Regions from separate parts of the Homo sapiens genome. Here region 2 is linked to region 1. A link is a loop called in an ENCODE intact Hi-C map of the cell type or tissue named here. Cell type or tissue: PC-3. All regions are shown on one strand. Links, peaks and the distances in the headings refer to the core of each region. The heading gives the core; the rest is flanking DNA.

Region 1 (10,462 bases), core at 4,341-9,340:
AGTACAGCTGGGCAGCCGGGCTCTGATGGGCACGTCTGCGAGACAGCCTTTCCTTGGGATCAGGGGCTCCATGGAGATGGGAGCCGGGAGGCCACAAGAGGTGGTGCCAGGTGTCCCCAGGGGGTGGGGCTTGGGGCAGGCAGGAGGGGGCCTCTTTCATGCGCAGGGGCTAGAGCTTATTGGCTGTCCATTTTCGGGGGAGAAGACGGGCTTGCAGCGTGCCATGTGGGAGAGAAAGTCAGGAGGCAAGGCATCCACACGTGCATCAGTGCTGAGCTGCCCAGGAGGTGAGCCCTGTGTTAGCAGTGGTGGCGGGATTTCCACATTGTATTCCCAGCCCTGCCCCACTCCCACTCCCTTATCGGATTTTCTTTCTGCCTTAAATATGAATTGTCTGTGGTATTCGAGGGGGATGGTGTGCAAGGAGGAAGTTGACTCGGTTGTGGTTTTCAGGTTCTCTAGAAGGGCTCAGAAGAAGCAAGTGGAGGCTGTTGGGGGCACGCAGCCCTGACCCCACCGGGGAGCCTGCTCTGGTCTTCCCAATCCATCAGCTTCTGCAAAACTGCATTTGCAGAAAGGGCTCCCCTGGTCTACCACTGTGCCTGCAGCCTCTTCTTCCAGCTCAGATATTATTTTAGAGAAGAACAGCTGATTGGGGCCCCCAGGCTTGGCCCTGGCTCTGCTGTGAGGATGCCTCTGTGCATCTGCAGGTGGGCAAACACAGGAGCTAGGGCAGCGCAGAGCTGAGGGGCATTGGCTGGGCCAAATCTGTGGTTTGAGCAGCCGGGCTCCAGCACAGCTCCCTGGCCACCTGCATCCAGCCCTGCTGCAGTGGGGTGAGCTCCCCGAGGCCAGGGTGGAGCTGAGAAGGTGCCAGCCCTCCACCCGCCGGGAAGGAAGCTGCTCTCTGCCCCCACCTGCCCTCTGCCAGAGGCCAGGCCCACGCTTGGCCCAGAATGAAGTCTTCCACTGAGGGCTCCAGCCCAGCCTCACCTGAGCTCATTTCCCTTCACCTGAGTGAGTCGGCCTAGGCGTGCCGGCCGCTCGCCTTCCCGCAAGGTGTGGGCCATTTCCACACCTCCCTCCCAACTCTGGAGGTGGGAGGCAGCCATGCGCTGTGCCGTTGACGTGGAGCTGCTGAACACCCATGGTCTGCTGGATGCCAGGGTGCTTTTACCCACACCATCCCCTTCCTGTAGTTCTCACAGCCACCTTCGAAAGGGGGTGGCTGGTTTCCCAACTCACAGAGGGGACAACTGAGGCCCAGAGAGGGTAACTGACTTGCTCAAGATCACGCAACTGGGAAGTGATGGGGCAGGATTTGAACCCGTCTCTTGCTGCCCTGGTGTCTTGGGATGCTCACTCCAGGAGCCCCAGGTTCGTCCCTGGAGGGCTTCATTGTTTTGCTGGGCCTGCACCTACTTTCCTCCTGAGCGGGAGCCTCGAGCCTCTTTTTCTGACTGCACAGGAAGTGAAAAATCTGTGAGTCAGCCCCTCTGCTGGTGACTTCAGCTTGGGTTTCCGCCCCTCTGTAGGGCAGGCTTGTCGGTCCCTTTCCTGCGGGTCTGTGTGTCATCTTGAGCTGACGGGAGAGGGGGAGGCACTGGCCCTGAGTGGGGTGGGGGTGGGGACTGGCATAGAATCTGCCCACCCCTTTTCCCCAGAGGCCAGCAGAGACTTCTCGTCCCTCACGTGGTTCCAGTGGTGGCTCCTCAGGAATGCGGAGAGACCACATCTGGCTGGGGTGGTGCTGCCACCTCTCCCTCCTGGCCACCAGCCTCAGAGAGTGCTTGTTCTGCTAAGATGGTGGCCGAGGCCCCTGATCTCAGCTGCTTTGTGCTTTTGTGGAGTCATTTCCTCTCCCTGCACTCTTTGTTCTGACATCCCTGCCTCCCCTCCCTGGCCCAGGGCTGTGGGAAGTGGGAAAGGGAAGGTTTCTCCTTCTCCTGCCTGCTTCCTGCCCTGGCCATCCCTCCCCCTGGCCTGGCCTGGCCTCTCCCAGGAGAGGCTCTGGAGCCGAATGGATGAAGCTGAGTGCAGGGGCTATGCTGGGAATTTGCCTCCTGTGAGCCCCTGGGCTGGGATGTTCAGTCTAAGGATGCTCTGGGGGAAAGGAGTTCTGTCTGGAGGCGAGGGCCATCAGGGCACTGAGGAGTAAGTGCAGCTTTGGATCCATCCATCCATCCATCCATCCATCCATCCATCTATCCATCCAACCAATCCATCCATCCATCCATCCATCCATCCATCCATCCATCCATCCAACCAATCCATCCATCCATCCATCCATCCATCCATCCATCCATCCATCCATCCAACCAATCCATCCATCCATCCATCCATCCATCCATCCATCCATCCAACCAATCCATCCATCCATCCATCCAACCATCCATCCATCCATCCATCCATCCAACCAATCCATCCAATCCATCCATCCATCCATCCATCCATCCATCCATCCAACCAATCCATCCATCCATCCATCCATCCATCCATCCATCCATCCATCCAACCAATCCATCCATCCATCCAACCAATCCATCCATCCATCCATCCATCCAACCAATCCATTCGATAAATGTCTGACTCCTTAGCAAGTGCCCAGCCAGTTTGAGGTGCAGGGAATACAGTAGCAAGCACAGGAATGATCATCATAACCAGCTCTCTGGGCCTGCAGAAGGACTGGACCCCCGACCTGAGACCCGGCTCCTGTGCCTGTTTTCCCACCTAGACCAGGGAACTTGCCTCTTGCTTCCTCTTTGCCCCATCTCTGTGCCTGAGACCTCCCGAGATGAGTGCCAGCCCCCGGTGGCGGTGGGGAAGGTGGAAGTGGCGGTGACCACACAATGGAGCCATCACTGGCCCTGGCGTCACGGGACTGGCTCCTTTGGGCAAGAGCTGTGTGCCGTGGGATCCCACAACCATGCCACTGGGGAAGAGGAGATCCTGGGGCCTCCACTGCTTTAAGCTGTGGGGCAAACAATGGAAGTGGATGTGAGGCTTGGGGAAGAGATGACATTTGAGACAAGCCTGGGAGAATGGCTAGGGTTTCAGGAGGCTGAGGAGGAGAGAGGAAGAGGGGAAATGAGTTACCTGACCTCTGAGCCTCATCTGCAACATGGGGATGATCCCCAGGGGAGGGCTCAGCGGGATTTTATAGAGGGAAGTATGAGTGCCTAATGTGGTGGATACCACCGAGAAGGTAATCAATAAATGTCCCTTCTCTCATCCAGCGCTAGAAAAGAGAAGGATTTGGAAGTTTTATGAGCTGTTGGGTCAGGGTGGGCAGGGGCGGCTCTCAGTGATTCAGGCCGTGTCAGCCGTGGCTGGAGTTGTCCATAGGCCCTGGGTCTTCATTTTCCCACTTGTAAAGTGGGGACAGGGTAGCTTTCCAGCCCAGTGCATGTGCAGTATGATGGAGGGGATCTATGGAAAGGCCCTGCAGAGAGCACTGGGATGTGTTTGTCACCTCATTTTCTGCCAGTGGCAGGCCTGTCAATATTCTGGAGTCTTCAAAAGACCAGAAAGGACCCCTCCCCAGCCAACAGAACAGCTCCTGGACTGCTGAGGGAGACTCGAGGAAAATGGCCTTTGTGCCCCAAAAGTGATCTCTTTATGTTCACTCCAGCCTTCCTTCCCCTTTCAGCCTTAAAGGGCCCGGGCGTAGGATTCTGTCAGACCTGGGTTCGAATCCAGGCGCTGCCACTTCCTAGGCAGTCTTTGGGCAAGTCGTTTGCTCAGCCATGGGCTGGGGCTGGGAGAGGGGATGGTGCAGGCTGAAAGGAAACGATGTCTGCAAACCGCTGATCCAAAGTAGGTGCACCCGCCTCTTGGTGGCAGACAGCGCCTGGCCTGTCCCTTCCTGCTGCCCTCTTTGTTTCTGTTGGTCCCTCTGCCTGAAACACCCTCCCCACTGAAACCTTACTCTTGTGGGCAGACCCAGGGAAGAGGGAGGGTTGTGCTTGGGAAGCTGGTGTTGAAATCTCTGTGCCAGCAACTTGGTTCACCAGTTCTCAGTTAAGCTGAGTGCTCCCTGGCTCTGGGTGGGTGGGCAGGGAATACAGGTGTCTGGAGTGCCGTAAGAAACACATCGCCCACCTGGCCCTTCATGCCAGTCCTCAGAACGATCCAAGGACAGAGCTTTTCTGCATTGTCAACACTGGAGCTGGCGGAGCCAGGTTTTCTCCACCACCGCCGGGAGGGATGTCAGGGCGGGCGACAGGCTCTTCAGTCAAGCCAGCTGCTGTCCACATGCGGGGTCTGTCCTCAACCTCCTGGGAGCAGGCCAGCCGGCTGCCTCCCCCGTCTGGCTTTGGAAATAAAAAGCCCGTGAAATCATTTGTGCAAGCTCATCCTGGGGGTGTGGTATGTGCAGTCAGGAAACACGATTGAGATGTGGGGTTGGGAGGGTGCAGAACTCGGGGCAGGAAGGGAGAGGTGAGGTGGAGGGGCTGGGTTGTGTGGTCTTCAGAGCCTGGCCACTCAGTGCCATCTGTAGCCCAGCATCACTGGGGAGCTGTCTGCCCCAGCCCTCGCCTGCGGAACCAGCTTCTGCATGTTAATAAGATGCCCAGGTGATTGGTATGCACATTCTAGGCTGAGACACGCTGCTTTAGAGACTGGACTAGCTTTGAGTCCCAGCTCCCTGCTTGCTAGCTCTGTGACCTTAGACAAGTTACTTTACCTCTTTGAACCTCAGCTCCCTCATCTGCAAGATGGGCTTAGTTAGAAATTCTTTCCCCAAGAGGGTTAATAATTCACATTCAAGCCAGTGATGTGTGTGTCCAAGGCAGTGAGCCGGGTGTGTGGGGCCCAGAACGTACCCCCCAGTTAATGGTTGCTGGTGCTGTTGCTGTTATTGTGTCTGGAAAGCCAAAGATCTGGGCTCCTGCTGTCACCTTGGGTGGATTTGGGGCAAGTCTCATTCCCTCTCTGGTCCTCGTTTTCTCCGTCTGTACAAGGGTTCTATTGGCCCCTGCCTCGCCTTCCTCATGAGATGGTTGCTCAAAGGAGAAGTGAGGGGTGCTGGGCCTCATTCCCAAGGGCCCCTCTGGGGAATGGGGAGTGTCGGGGAGGTGCCCCTGGGTGCCTGCGTCCAAGGGAGGAGCCATGCCATTCTTTATTTTTTGTGCCCTTCTTTGCTACTCCTGCTCTTGCTGCAAGATGTGTTAGCAGGTTCGCTCTAGACTCCAGGCTGCAGCCAGAGGCTTGCCGGGGCTCGCCCTTGCACCTGCCCTGCTCAGCGGCTTTGGAATTGAGTCGCCTTCCCCGCTCTGAGCCGTGTGGCCAGGAGAGATGATTCAGCTCGGGACCTGTGCTCCAGCCTTTACCCCCCAGAGAAGCCCCAGATGCCCTGTGCTCCTGGGCAGGGATGGGGTGGCCTGGGAACTTTCCCCCCATTGTGATTCCTGTCCCCAACATGGGGCCTGCTCTTCTCGGTGAGAGGTGGCCTGGGACCGGACTCCTAGCCTTGCTCCTGATATACTGGGTGATGTGGGCAAATGGCTTGACCACTCGGCTTCAGTTGCCCCATCTGTACAATGAGGGGAGGTTCAGTGAGATGGTCCTGGCTGGATTAGGCCCTTAGGTTCCCTCCCTGCCCCCTCTTAGCTTTCTCTGTGCCCTCCAGCCCTGGAAGGAATCCCAGCCCCTTGCCCTCCAGGTCCGGGCCCGGGAGCCCACGCAGATCTCAGCCTAACAGCTAATGCTGGGGCTGGGAAAGGCTGGAGAAAAGGGGGAGAGGGAGAGAGTGTGTGTCCTCCAGGAGCCCTGGCTGGGCTGTCTCCTGTGGGAGAGAGGAGGAATTTTCCTCTGTGTGTGCAAACAGTATCCGTTTTCTCTTGTTTCCAAAAGCCGGTGACGTAACCGGCTCTCCACCCCTCCCTCCCCTCTGGCCTATTTTTAGCTGGCCCTGACAGCATCCTAAAAGGGTTCCAGACTGCCCTGCTCCGAGGCCATGTAGGGAGGGTAGCAGTGGGGTGAGGAAGGAAAGAAACTCCTCTGTCTGTCCCAGGATGGACAGACATCCGAGGAGGGAAAGAACCTGCCCCCAGCTTCCTCCAGGGAGGGAGGAACTCTGTTGGAGGAGCTGGGTTAGGGCCTTTAGGCTTTGACAGTTCCTGGGTCTATGAGGAGCTCCGCAAGGGGATTCTGAGCAACCAGTCTGGAGCGTCCCCACCTGGGTTTCAGTCCTAGTTCCACACTATCTCACCCTGGCCTTGGGTTCAGCTTGTGCCTCTGGGCCTTGCTTTCTGCACCTGGGGATAATGACGGTGCCTACGTCATAGGTTGTTACGAGGATTGAATTAACTTCATGTAGAACAGTGCCTGGTACAAAGTAAGTCCCAGTGAAGGTGGTTCTGGAATTGGTAATATCATCCAGTCCCAGGGAACTGCTCCCACCCCTTCCTGCAGTTAAGGGCGGGGGTCCACTGAACCCTCCTTTGCCTTCTCCCCTCCCGCCCGCGTTTCCTATTCAGCTTCGGGCAGTACTCGTGTCAAAGTAGTGGTGTGGAAGCCCTTGGAACAACAGGGCTTGGCACATAGTAAACGCTAAATCAGTGGGAACTGTATTTATTGAGTTTTGTTTCAATGTAATAAAACAGCCCCACCTGCTGACTCGCTGTGTGTCTTTGGGTTAGATGTTTATTTAACCTCTCCGAGCCTCAGTTTCCACTTCTGTAAAATGGAATGATAACACCTACGTAGGAGAGATCTGTGTTGGTTTGGGTAGGCTGTCGGGCATCGCAATGCTTAGCACAATAAAAGTTTGTTTCTTGTGGGTGCAAAGAACAGCCTGAGAGTGGAGCTGGCTGCAGCCTGGCTCCTAAGGACTGGCTTTGCTACTGCATCTTGCAGCAACAACAGGAGCAGCAGTGCTTGCACAGCACTTTACAGTTTGCATGCAGGCAGGGTGGTGGTCCCTCCCACCTCTGTCTTCACGAAGTGCTGGGCTCATACCTTAACGTGGCACTTGTCACCACCACCTGATACTCTGGTTATATGTCAGCCTGGCTGTCCTCTCACACCACCTCCCCTAGGCTGGGAGCTCCCAGAGGGCAGGCAGGGATGGATGCCCCAATGCACCTTCCTTGCCCAGCTCAAGATAGTCCCTGGGTGGGTGTTGGGGTTGTGTCTGAGGGCTGGACTGGCACAGGGAACTCACCTTCTGACCACCTGTTCCTCTTGGCTTTTGCAGGTGGGAGGAGGAGCTCGCCAAGCGCATGAACCTTCAGACCATGGTGGACACGCTGCAGGAGGTAAGAGCCCTCCGATATCCCGACCAGGAGAGGCACGCCAGAGAGCCATGTGGCCAAGGGGCACAGTCTTCATGCGGCAAAGCCAGGAAATTCTTGCACAGCCCCTACTCTGTTACCTCCTACCACCTCAGTCTCTCCTTTATGGAGCCAAGAGATCCCTTCCACTTCCTCTGCTTGGAAGCTAGGAATGGACCAGCACAGTGTTGCACAAGAGCTCTGATGCAGGGGTTGAGAAGCCTGGGTCCAGGTCCCGGGGTGCAAGTCCCAGCTGCTGTATGACCTGGGACCAGCGACCCTTCTCACCCGTCACTGTCTCCCCACCTGAGGCTTGGACTAGGTGGTTTGTAAGCCCCCAAGCAAGAAGGGTGCCCTCGGTTGGGGCTGAAGGCCTTGGAGAGGGCAGGTGGGCACGTCGCAGGTGGGCTCCCAGCCTGAGCAGGCTCTCTGTGGTGGGCATTTGGGAACATTCCCCTTGCTGCTCTAGCTGGAATCTCTGCATTCTGGGCTCTGCAACTCCCCCACCTGCGGTGTAACCTGGGCAGCAAACTTCATCTTCTCAGCCTCTATTTTCCTCTCTGACAAGTGGGAGCAAGAGTAGCAACCCCATGAGAAGGCATGAAAAGTTCTTCCAAAAATGTCTAGAAATTGCGTTCTGATACTGAAAGCATTTGTCGTCTAAGACAGTTAGAGACAGATTAAGATAATTGTCAATGCGTAGAAGGAAAAGGTTGAATATCTCCCTTTCTTTTATAATGAAAGGGCTTTTTTCTTTATAAATTTAACGGGTTCATCGTCAAATATGTGGAAACTATAGAAAAGCCCAAAAATAAAAATTATTTCCAGTTCCTCCTTCCACAGTTGAAAAACTGGCGTGTGACCTTCCGATCTTGTCTGTGTGGACACACACCCACGCTCTTCAGACGCATGTTAGGTCGACACACATGACATTGTCATTTTTGAAAGCAGAGATGGCCCAATACTGGCAGTTTCACACGGATTGATCTCATATTTTTAACGTAATAGGATTGCTTGTTAATTAACCTGCTCTTTTAATACCTTCCATGGATTTTCCCACGTAATAGATAACGCTTTGAAAAGTGTTTTAAGCAGTCAACAGTGTTCAGTGGGAAGTCAGGCTGGGATGAGGTCCTTGGTGCCCCTTCCCTGGCTGCAGGTGCCCAGCTGGGGTGGACATCGGGTGCCTAGGGCTCTGGACTCAGGTGTCCAGACCCTCCTATCCCCAGAGGACCCGGCCCCTCTGAAGCCTCCCCATCTCCGTCCCCGCAGGCAGCACAGGAGGCTGATGCCATCCAGGAGGAGATGAATGAGAAGATCGAGCGGCTCAAGGCCGAGCTGGTGGTGTTTAAGGGGCTTATGAGTGACGTAAGTGCCGCCCGCCGCCCCTGGGTGTCATGACCTCCCCCACACCCATCATGCAAAATGCTTCATTCCCTCCGAGGCTCCGGGGCTCGGCTTCTAGTTAGAATCCTGGCTGGCTGTGTTTGACCATGAGGATGACGGATGCATTGGATGCATCGGAGACCAGGCACCCTCCTCCCGCCCCCTCCCCACTTCTGCTTCCCTCGGTCTGAGTAGAGATGCATTAATCTGCCGCTTAACCTATCCCGCCCTCCCCCGGGCTCCCCTGATGGTCTGTGTGTGTTTGCTCCCACTCCTTCCCAGCTCGCCTTGATGAGGGCAGGCCTCGGTGTCTGGGCGTAGCAGGGCGTCTGGCAGGTTGGGCCAGGTGCCGTCTGGTCTGTGCGGGCCTGAGAGACTCGCAGGCCCAGCGGCCTTTGGCAGGGTTGCTCCATGAGGTCAGGAAAGGCCAGTGCGCGTGTCTTTTTGACAATCTGGGGCCCCTCTAAGTATCTGTGGGTGGGGGGAGCTGTTGGCAGCAAAGGGCTCCTTGCTGCTGGGGACCCAGGTCTCCTCCCCTTCAAACAGTGGGCAGTACAGGGGGAGACCCCACCAGAAGGCAGAAGGGGCCAGAACGTGGGTGACTGAGCCTGGCATGGCTCCTGGTGTGGAGGGACGTGAAGCTGGGTGTGGTTGGTAGAAGCCTCCCAGGACCCTAGTTGGAGGCCACTGGGCTCCCTCTCACTTGTGTCCAAGGGGATCAACCCTGTGGTCCTCAGTGACTCCCACTGCCGGCCTTGGGAGGCATCCAGGAGAGAGAGCTGCCTGTGTGGGGGACAGGTGGGGTGTGCCGGTGGGAAAAGAAGGGCTGTCTTTCTCCAGCGGGAGTTGTCTTTTTTCTTCGCTCTAACAAAGTGAACACGGACCCTGTGTCTGCTGGGAGGATGCCTTCCAGCCCTTAGGGAGAGCAGCACACACGGCGTCACACTGGCCCCTGACTCCCAAGGCCCCAACCCCATCCCACCCTGACCAGTGCCGCCGCAGCCCTCCACTCCACGGAAAAGCCCAAGGCACCCTCGGACTCTGGAGGCCTCCCCGCACCACCCCTGCTGACACCTAGGGGTCTCCCCACCTCTCTGCCAAGCCCCCCAGGCTTGCTCCATCCCTCGCTCATGTAAACCCTGCTGTCCTCCCTGCAGCCCATGACAGACCTGGACACAAAGATCCAAGAAAAGGCCATGAAGGTGGACATGGACATCTGCCGCCGAATCGATATCACGGCCAAGCTGTGCGATGTCGCACAGCAGCGGAACTCAGAAGACGTGTCCAAGATCTTCCAGGTGACTAGGGCTGCCCTGCTCACCAGCCAACCCCCCACTCTCCCAGAGCAGCCCTGGCCTCCACCCCTGCCCGGCCAACCCGTTTGCCTCCACATCCCACTCACTCCCTCCCCTTCCCCGAGAGGTAGCACTACCTGACCCTGTGGCCTCCCCAGGAAAACGTAGAATCAGGCACCCGTGGACTCATAGGCTCGTCTGACTGCTTCATCCTATGGCTGGGGAGACCGAGGCCCAGAGGGTGATGTGCTGTGCTCACGGAAGGAAGTGGCAGAAATCAGTCTCCTGCCCCTCCAGGGCTTGGTTCACCAGCCCACACTGTACCCATTGTCCCGCTTCCTGCCCCTTCCTCTGGGTGCCAGAACTGGGCATCATCCCCACGGTTGGGGAACCCTGGCCAGGTTATGGGGAGAAGTGGGGGAGCTGGCCTGAGCTCTGGTAGAGGGGCCTCAGAGTTCAGAAGAGGAGCTGTTGGCCTTTGACTATTTTTCATTCCACCCCAAA
Region 2 (5,000 bases), core at 1-5,000, 51 kb before region 1:
CATCCTCATGGCCACTCTGTGAGACAGGATGCTACTATTCCCATTTTACTGAAGCTCAGAGAGGTGAAGTGCCTTGCCCAAGGTTATACAGCTATTAAGTTGTGAGGTTCACATTTGAACCCAGGGCCGGAGCTCTTCGCTATGGTGTTATACCCGGGCTTTCAGGCCTGTTTTGCAGCTGACCCACCTCCTTTCCATTTAGACGGATGGGGACTCTGGTTTGACTGGGGAGGCTCGGCCTTGCTCTGCCTCCTGCTACCTTGGCCCCCAGCCCAGCTGCGAGGACACCATTCAGGCATGTCTTTGGCTGGGTTTTTTTTTTTTTTTTTTAACAGATTTATGTTTAGCAGGGAAGCCCACTCACAGGAGAGAGGCTGGGGCTGGACCAGGAACAAGGACGCTGCTGTGGCCTTGTTTGAGGTCCCACTGACTCAGGAACAAGGCAAGCCTCTTAGTCTGTTTCCTGGCTCATAAACCAGTGTTTATAGGGTACTCTTCTCTGATTTCCTTCCCTTCCTTCCTCTCTCTCTCTCTTTCTTTCTTTCCTTTCTTTTTATTTTATTTTTTTTTTATTTTTTGAGATGGAGTCTCTCTCTGACGCTCCGGCTGGAGTGCAGTGGCATGATCTTGGCTCACCACCACCTCTGCCTTCCAGGTTGAAGCGATTCTCTTGCCTGAGCCTTCCGAGCAGCTGGGATTACAGGGACCCACTACCATGCCTGGCTATTTTTTTTTGTTGTTGTTGTATTTTTAGTACGACGGGGTTTTACCATATTGGCCAGGCTGGTCTCAAACTTCTGACCTCAAGTGATCCACCTGCCTCGACCTCCCAAAGTGCTAGGATTACAGACGTGAGCCATGGCGTCCGGCCTGTCCTCTGATTTTCAAGGGGCTGGAAGGGACACCGCAGGGGCAGCTCCTGGCATGGCCCTGGGACCCCCGTGAGAAAGCAGACTTGTACTTGGGCAGGCTAGTACAAGTTTGCTTGTGCTCAGTTTGCTTGATTCAGCTGGGAGCAGGGGTAGGGTGGAGGTGAGGAGGAAAAAGATGGGAGGGAACTCACCTTTACTGAGTATCTATCCCATATCTGACACTGCATTAGGCACTGGGGAGTTGTCCCCTTAGGCAAGAGCCAGTCTCCAGTCCCACAGAACCCCTGATCGATCAACTCCAGGGTGTGTGGGAGGGGAAAGAAACTGACAACTGCAAATACAGTGCAGTATAACAGCAAAAATTTATCGAGCACTTACTATGTGCAGGGGTTTCACGGGTGTTATTCAATCCTAACACTGATGCCAGGCACAATCTACTGTCACTGCACCCATTTTACAGATGAAGCAGCTGAGGCAAAGAGAGGCTCAGTCACTTGTCTAAGAACACACAGTTAGAACTAGGAGGAGCCAGACTGGAACCCAGGCTGTTTGGCTCCAGAACTTGCAGTCTAAGCTGCCCGTTCTACGGTCTTATCAATAACAGGAGGCACGGAGGCAGCACGGGGGACAGATCTCCTCTGTTGGGAGTGAGACTGGAGAACACAGTGGTTTCCATACTGATGCCTGATTGAGGCTTTGAAAAATGAATAGGAGTTAGGTATAAAAGAGGCAGGGAGGGTTTTCAGCAGAAGGAACAGCCTGTGTAAAGGTAGAATCCTGAGCTAGCACATTAGGCTGGGGAAGTTGTAACTGGTAGTGATATTACTTGGGGACGGGTTTGGGAGTTACAATTCAGGATCGCTGGAGCATCAAACATAAGCAAGGGAGAGGTGAGGTGAGGCTGGAGACCAGGCTCAAGCCGCAGAGGACCTCTCCTGTCCTGCTAAAGTGTGTGAACTTTGTATAAGACACAGTTCCCTCCCCAGGGGCCTGTCCTGAGCTTGAGGAGACGAGCCACATTATTAGGAAATGATGATGAATCCACGGCTTCCTCCCATAGAGTGAGGGCAGAAGAGGAAGGGCTGCAGTCCCAGCTACTCGAGAGGATGAGGCGGCAGCATCTCTTGAGCCTAGGACTTCAAATCCAGCCTGGACAACATAGAGAGATATCATCTCTTAAAAAATAAAAATAAAAAATAAAAATAAAAAAGAGAGATAGTGGGAAGTGTGTGGGGGACATGCAGAACGGAGCGGGTGTGAGTTGTGGAAAGAAAGCTCAGTAAAGCATATGTTATTTTTAGCCCTGTGTATCCTCCTGCCCCTTTCAAATCTAACTTGATTTCAAATCCCTGCTTGCTGCTGACTAGCTGTGTGACCTTGGGGAAGCCACTGAACCTCGCTGAGCCTTAGTTTCCTCCTCACCTATAAACTGGGTGGAAATAAATGATGACAATCTCCCAGAGTTTCAGTGACGAGTTCACTGGATCTTTGCCATATCACCAAGATCTTTGCCATATTAGCTAACCACCTCCACCAGGAGGTGGCAAACTCTTTCCATAAAGGATTAAATAATAAATATTTTAGACTTTGCAGCCCATTGTCTGTTGCAACTACTCAACTGTGCCATTGTAGCAGGAAAGAAGCCTTACACAAGAAGTAAACTAATGAACCTGGATGTATGCCAATTAAACTTTATTTATGGACCCTGAAATTTGAACTTCATATATTTGTCACTACCACAAAATATTATTATTTTTAGAGACAGGGTCTTGTTGTGTCACCCAAGCTGAAGTGTGTGGTGTGCTCATAACTCACTGTAACCTCAACCTCCTGGGCTCAAGTGATCCTCCCACCTCAGCCTCCCAGGTAGCTGGGACCACAGATGTACTCCACCATGCCCAACTAATTTTTAAATTGTTTGTAGCAATGGTGTCTTGCTATGTTGCCTAGGCTGGTCTTGAACCCCAGGCCTCAAGCTATCCTCCTGCCTCAGCCTTCCAAAATGCTGGGATTACAGGTGTGAGTCACCATGGCTGACTCACACAAAATAGTATTCTTCCTTTGATCTTTGTTCCAGCCATTAAAAAATGTAAAATCCATTTTTTTTTTTTTTGAGGCAGAGTCTCGCTCCATCACCAGACTGGAGTGCAGTGGTGTGATCTCGGCTCACTGCAACCTCTGCCTCCCGGGTTCAAGCAATTCTCCTGCCTCAGCCTCCCAAGTAGCTGGGACTAAAGGTGACCGCCACCACGCCCAGCTAATTTTTGTATTTTTAGTAGAGATGGGGTTCCACCATGTTGAGCAGGATGGTCTCGATCTCTTGACCTGGTGATCTGCCTGCCTTGGCTTCCCAAAGTGCTAGGATTACAGACGTAAGCCACCATGTCTGGCCATAAAATCCATTCTTAGTTTGTGAACGGTGCATAAACAGGCAGTTGGCCAGATTTGACTCGACTCATAGTTTGCAGACCTGTGACCTAAATTATTATATATTTTTTAGATTCACCTTTTACTTACTTAAACAATTCCTTTGAAAAGGAAATTTTCATCATACCAACGTCACTTAACATAGATACAAGATGGCCATGTAACTATGATAGGCAGGGTGCGGTGGCTCATACCTGTAATCCCAGCACTCTGGGAGGCTGATGCAGGCGGATCACCTGAGGTTGGGAGTTTGAGACCAGCCTGGCCAACACAGTGAAACCCCGTCTCTACTAAAAATACAAAAATTAGCCGGGCATGGTGTCACGTGCCTGTAATCCTAGCTACTCAGGAGGCTGAGGCAGGAGAATCGCTTGAACCCGGGAGGCAGAGGTTTCAGTGAGCCAAGATCGCACCATTGCACTCCAGCCTGGGCAACAGAGTGAGACTCCGACTCAAAAAAAAAAATGATTAATGCAAATTTACATTATTAAATTCTCGACAGACCTCTCATCTGAGCCTGGGGCTTGTTCTTTCTTTGTTGAAGAGGAATACAGAGGTGTCAAGGACAGATGAGAACAAGACTGAGACTTTCTACTTGTTGAAATCTGCGAGAAAAAATGGGAAAGGAATGAATGAGAGGTTATCTCTTAATGTAAGTCAATGTTTATTCAATGCTTTGCCTTGTACAGCCTCAAATCATCTTGGGATCCACGGTGGGAGGCAGCACTGATGTGATGTCATCCAGTGCCTAGAGATGAGCCTGGCTCTATTACTGGAGACCGCTGGTGGCTGCATGGTGCCCTGAGTTATAACCAAGATTGCTGAATATCTGGGGAGAAAATTTCTGTCTCTGATCAGCCTCGGGGGCATGAGTCAACCTCTGCTAAGTGTTTTGAGCTTGCCTACTGACAAGTTGATGGCCAATGCAGAGAATTATTATTCTTAAGAAGATTGTAATCACAACTATGATGAATCCAGGTTGATGAGACATTAATGCCTGAAAGCTTTGGAGTATTTTTGAAAAGCATCGCTAAAATAATAATTGAAATCGCAACAAGGGGGAATCAAGAACATAAAAGCTGACTGAGATAACCTCGCAACCCCGCCTGCCTTTTCTAGACACCAGCTTGCTGGGGGGCTTCATGAGGCTTGTGAAGAAGACAGGACAAAAGAGTCAGGCTGTTGGGAATTTTAAGGTCCCAAGTGACATGATGCCTTCTGATGTTCCGGGCCTCAGTGGCCTCATCTGAGAAATGGGAATGATAATAGCATATGTGCATGGACCAGATGAGCTCTTCTGGTCCTGTTCCAATTCTGCCAGCTCTTACTCGATGAGATTCTTAACTCCTGGTACCCAGGTGATTGCAGCATGCCAGGTGCTCTCGTTCTGGGAGGAGTACCTAACTCAGGGGTAGTAAACGCACTGCCTGGGGGCCAGATCTGGTCCTTAGATGTTTTTTATTTGACTTGTATAGTTAAATACTTATAAACAGCTTTTGAGATTTATTACATATGGTAAAGTAATAACACAGACAGAAACAAGTACAATACTTTATTAACTGGCTCAGTGAACTGTCACCTAGCAGACACTGGGGTAACCACCAACCAAGCATGGCTGGCCCCTCAGGATTCACCCTGGGCCTCCTTCAGTCACTTGACACTGTGCTGTACTTTTTTTATTTTTTTTGAGACAGAGTCTTG

What was found. Peaks named below come from ENCODE experiments on the same cell type or tissue, not always from the same donor. Only the 100,000 strongest peaks of a DNase experiment are listed, where the experiment ranks them.
Region 2: a loop joins it to region 1, with 7 times the contacts of the local background. A loop is called at or near these places in 21 of 110 quality-filtered maps.

The regions. Positions count from the first base shown.
Region 1 is chr1:18,917,861-18,928,322 of GRCh38, reverse strand. IFFO2 (intermediate filament family orphan 2) reads left to right here. Exons shown (of 9, transcript NM_001136265.2): 2 at 7,202-7,262; 3 at 8,550-8,645; 4 at 9,821-9,961. Among named protein-coding and RNA genes, the nearest start is that of ALDH4A1, 21 kb to the right of the region's middle. RefSeq lists enhancers at 104-153, 484-573, 1,074-1,193, 822-1,448, 5,405-5,985 and 1 more. In PC-3, for the core only: a CTCF peak has its summit at 6,631; a DNase peak (open chromatin) is centred at 5,842; H3K4me3 peaks cover 1,025 bases; H3K27ac peaks cover 3,137 bases.
Region 2 is chr1:18,970,091-18,975,090 of GRCh38, reverse strand. LOC105376815 (a long non-coding RNA gene) reads left to right here. Exons shown (of 3, transcript XR_947015.2): 3 at 3,802-4,613. Among named protein-coding and RNA genes, the nearest start is that of IFFO2, 16 kb to the right of the region's middle. In PC-3, for the core only: a CTCF peak has its summit at 2,422 (motif pointing right); a DNase peak (open chromatin) is centred at 2,350; H3K27ac peaks cover 300 bases.